2 separate regions of the Homo sapiens genome follow, and region 1 is linked to region 2. Evidence: chromatin loops called from intact Hi-C (ENCODE). Cell type or tissue: thyroid gland. All regions are shown on one strand.

Region 1 (2,500 bases), 110 kb after region 2:
AAACCATAACTTATTGCTAAAGAACCTGGAGCACAGACCCTAAAGAAATGGCCATGTTCTCACTTTGGCCTGAGGGTCACAGTCTTGTGGAGTGCCGGCATTCTAACATAGGCTTTGAAGACTCCGGTCTTTCCCCACCTGCCCAGGGGCCTCCTGTGCATGTTGTGGAAGCATGTCAGAGATGTTCCGGGGCCAGGTGAAATGCTCACATCTGGGGGAAAAGACAGTCGGCTGAATCCAGATGGAAGACTGAGGGTAATATTGAAGATAGGTGAACTAACAGAGGGAAATAAAAACACTGAAACTAGATTATATATAAAAATGGGAACTATTTTCTAACTTATTCCCTTTTCAAACCTAAAAATTATTCTCTTTTTAAACCTAAGAATGCCTTGCTATATTCCAGATTTAAAAGACAAAGACAAAAGAAAAAACACTCAAGGTATTCTATTAGAATTAACTGAATATTTGACCATTGATATATATCATCTGTTGCTACAGAGAATAACTTCATAGTTTAAAATTTGCTGAGTTCCCCCCAAATCTGACTTAAAACATTATTTATTCTTCAAATCTCCTTTTAAAGTATAAGGAGTCTTTTTCACTTTTCTTTTTACCCCTGTTTTCTCTTGTCACTCACTACATGAAGGATTGTATCTGTGTGATAAGATGAACATACCTATGTTTAAGTCAGGTTGTGGTTTCTGTGCATTATCTTGAGCTCCATTATTTTTACACAACTGGTTCTCCAAGAAAGGAAATCACATGTCTATTTTATTTGAAGTATCACAATAAAACAGTTCATCCCGGTGAGCCCTTGACTTTCAGAAAGTAAACAATTAACTACATGGCAGGTGTAGGGAGCTCTTTTATATGGCTTCTAAACAACCAATGTTTAAAAATTAAACTCCACTTCCCACCTGATCTTACAACTATTTACCAAAGTTCTCCCACCAACATCAACATTATTTAGCAATTCTTTAATTGCAGAACCCTCCTAATTCACTGAGCAACCCTTAGAGTTGGGAGAGACCACAGAACTATATCCTGCTCACTCAACAAAGGAGGCATGGTGTGGCCCTCACTGGTCAGAATTCTGGATAATACTACAACCATGTCATTAGTGAGTCAGATGCCCAAGGAAATGTTAAAATTTTAATCCATGTTGTGAATTTCTTTATAACAATGAATGTGCGGTTTTGATTAATATGCTGTTTATGTTTTTCATGATTAACAGTTTCTTTTTGGTGTAAAGATGACATTTACTAGAGTGTTTTATTCATGTACTTTGGATTTGATATATAAATCGACTTAAAGTGACAAAACCCTTATGGTTTTATATTTGTTTAGGGCTTACACAGTATTAATGATCTGTTAGCGCCATCTAGTGTCACTTTAAAACAACCATTGTTAAAAATTCTTGCTATTTAAAATTCAGACCAGTCATGGGTCTTCTGTCAAAATCATTAAATAATGAAGTTTTTCAAAAATTAGCTTTAGAACATTTTTTTTCTAAAGTACCATGACTGTATTCTTTCTAAAGGTAGCAACAATAGCATCAATGATCAATATACTGTTGATAAAATATATGATGTCTTCACCCTCCTATAAGTAATTCTCTTTGCGTTGCTGGCATTTGAGATATATACATATAAATATGTTTAAAGAAAAAGAACTGTAAGTATGAAGATATGACACTTTTCATTTATTGACAAAAGAGAGAAATAAGCAGTGAATACTTAGAGTTCATATATTTTCCTCTGGGGCCTCCAAGTCATCTGTCCACACACAAAGGCAATGGGCATTGTATTATTTTATCCTTATTCCCCACAGTCACTTTGGGATTTATAAATAACTTTAAAAATCTGGGAGGGAAAAGAGAACAACTCCCAGGATTGCTTTAGAGATGCAGGCAAATGGGGTGCCCCGGGTACAGAATTTAAGGAGGTCCTCACTTTCAGGTGCCTGCCATGCACTTGGAGGAACCTGAAAGGGAAGGATGTGAAAGGGGACTTCATGGATGGTCCCCAGCCCTGTCCTGCAGACACTTGTCCTGGGCACAGAGGGCTGGCATGGGACTTCCTTTTTAGGGGATCACTTTTCCATAGTGATGCCGAATAGTGTGCTTGTGTTAGCTGCAGTGCTTGTATACACATTTCCTCCTGGAGATCTGTTCAGCACCTTGCATTCATGACAGTGGAGCTTTTGTCATCTTCCTGAGAAATTCCTCAGCCTTCCTGCCACTTGGGTGCTTCCTTCTGATAGAGCCAGCACTCCTGGGGAGTGTGTGACTGGGGTAGATTGATGAATTCAGGGAATGAGGCTTATCTCACCTGCATTTCAAATAATACTTCCTGTATCATCAAACACAGTTTAAAGTTAGGAATTGGCTGCAGAGCTTTTTAGGTTTGTCAGAAGCATGGGATGAGCAGGAACCAGCAGTCTGAAGGTCAGACTGCCTTGGGAATCATCATGCCTGCTGGTCTACTGGTCCACAGTG
Region 2 (2,500 bases):
GCCTGGGCGACAGTGTGAGTCTCCGTATCAAACAATAACAACAACAACAACAACAAAAACCCATTAGCTTACAGGTTAAAATTGCCTGGTAAGGAAGATTGGGCACATTAACTGAACTTTCTCATTATTATTATTGTTACTGGGAAGACTGATGGTTATAGGTTACAATTGAAAGGGAGTATTGGGATAAACCTGAGCACTCGTCTATTCCGTGAATAAAATAGGGAGAAGAGTGGTCAACATATAACCTGGGGCCATTTCTTCGGAGTTTGAATATGAAGGCAAAAACTACTCTCTCAATTATAATAAAATTTTTAATGTAACTGAATCAATAATGTAATATTTGGCAGATCTTTGACACAGTGGATTAGGTATTATCTCATTTCCATATGTGGCAAATGATCCCCTCTAGTCACCAAGATAGAATTGTTTCTTTAACAACATGGCCTACACCCAGCGGCCATCTTTGAATGGCCTTAATTTGCATTCCACTGCTTTGCCACAGGGCTGAAAAACACTGTGAAATTTATTCTTATTTCTCTTGTTTTGGTTTACCTGTAAGGCAGGAAGTACAAATGAAGGCCTTTTTGTATTTTTTTTTCCTTTTCCTCTCCCTTGAACTTAAAATTATTTAAATAATACTTGATTCCTGGTGTGCCACGATTTTTCAATCCATTTTCCAGTTTCAGTTGTTACCTTCACTGACAGTTCATAAATCTGCTCCCCCCCAAAATAAAACAAGGCCAATGTGACACCACCAAAATAATACTGTGGCAAAGTAGAAGAATAGAGGGAAGGATAAAAGGAAAGGCTAAAGATTAATAAGATTCAGCTAAAATAGGAACATTAATAGTCACCTAAAACAACAAAATAGCTCAAGATTTCTTTTTCTGGCCAGGGTGGGTCCTGTTGTAGCTTGCTTCTGGGGAGTGGAACGATGAGACCTGAGTGAGAGTGGGCTGGAGGGGAGAGTGGGCGGGGAAGGCAAAAGTTCCAGGAGCCTGGCGGCAGGTGCAGGAGTTTACCTGACCCTGTGCCCTCAGGGAAAGCAGCCTAGCAGGGCCTGGCCTCTTTGGAGAAGTGTGGCCAAATAGTCTTGTCACCATTTCATGGTGATAAGAGCTCCCCCAGCTGGTAGCTGGGAGCAAAGCCACAGTAAACTTAAAAGTCTCTTGAGACAATTTTTGCCAGGCAAACAGAGAGAGAGAGGCAGAGGATCTTCATGTGAGAGCAAAATGACTTTTCTGAATCAGAACTTTTCATAACAACATCCATTCTATGGCTGGGTGTAGTGGCTCACACTTAGAATTCCAGCACTTTTGGAGGCTAAGGCAGGTGGATCTCTGGGGTCCAGGGGTTTGTGACCAGCCTGGACAATATGTTGAAACCCTGTCTCTACAAAAAATACAAAAATTAGCTGGGCGTGGTGTCACATGCCTGTAGTCCCAGCCACTCAGGAGGTTGAAGCGGGAGGATGGCTTGATGCCGGGAAGTGGAGGTGGCGGTGAGCCGAGATCATACCACTGCACTCCAGCTTGGGCGATAGAGCCAGACCCTGTCTTAAAATAAATAAATAAATAAATAAATAAATAAATAAATAAATAAATAAATAAATAAAAAAAAATAAATGTCATTCTGTGTGTATGGTTATTTTAAAGTGTTAAGTGTTTACAGGCTATTTTTTTGCTCTTCTGAATTCCTTGATAGGATTCTTCTGAAGCACCATATAGCCAAACTGCTACACATAGTAAATGTTTGCAAGGACGTACTCAGTATAAGCTTGTTTGTTTTTGCAAGTATCCAGTGGCATCCAGTGAAGCAGAGGAGAATTTAAGCTATTTGCCTGGTGGCAGGGAGCTTGGACTCAGCTTGTTATGGGTGGGCTCTGGCAGTTGCTACACATACAGGGTAATTCCAGAACAACATTGCTGTTGATGTTCAGTATCTCAGTTGAACTGATCTGTTGATCAGTCTCATTATTTTGATGGCCTTGAATGAGAGGACTGGGGAAGTTTAAGCATTGTGACCCCCTGAAACCAGAAGTGTCTTAGCTATTAGTGAAATTTTTAAAAAAGCACTCATATTGCTGCCAAGCCATTCTTGTTAGCTTTGAGAAGTAACTAAGGGTAGAAAAATCATTATGTCGGACAGAAGAGAGGATAGCCTGAGACCATCCTGTGGTTCAGATTCAGATTCGTAGTTCTGCAAACACTTTCAAAAGTGATTAGCATTTTGATAGAGTGATTGCAGTTCAGGTGGTATTTTAATCTCAGGGGTTAAAATGAATTAGCACGGTTCCAAAATTGTATAATAAAAATTAAGCTATCCAGGAAAACTAAGTCATGCATAACAAAATGGGGGTTTGGTTTTCAATATTCCATTTGGCCTTTTTTTAACTCAAACATAATTTTAACTATTCTTGGGATTTTCACTGTCAGGGAACCTAAAGGAATGACAGAAAATTCTGATAATCCCCTTGGGAAGAGCAGAGAATGATCTG

The links. A loop is a pair of places that touch in the nucleus more often than their neighbours do. Peaks named below come from ENCODE experiments on the same cell type or tissue, not always from the same donor. Only the 100,000 strongest peaks of a DNase experiment are listed, where the experiment ranks them.
Region 1: a loop joins it to region 2, with 2.2 times the contacts of the local background. A loop is called at or near these places in 16 of 110 quality-filtered maps.

Annotation. Positions count from the first base shown.
Region 1 is chr6:25,601,193-25,603,692 of GRCh38, forward strand. All of the region lies in intron 33 of CARMIL1 (capping protein regulator and myosin 1 linker 1), which reads left to right. Among named protein-coding and RNA genes, the nearest start is that of SCGN, 50 kb to the right of the region's middle. In thyroid gland, a CTCF peak has its summit at 1,381 (motif pointing left); no DNase peak of the experiment used is centred here.
Region 2 is chr6:25,489,136-25,491,635 of GRCh38, forward strand. All of the region lies in intron 13 of CARMIL1 (capping protein regulator and myosin 1 linker 1), which reads left to right. Among named protein-coding and RNA genes, the nearest start is that of SCGN, 160 kb to the right of the region's middle. In thyroid gland, a CTCF peak has its summit at 1,135 (motif pointing left); a DNase peak (open chromatin) is centred at 1,106; H3K27ac peaks cover 599 bases.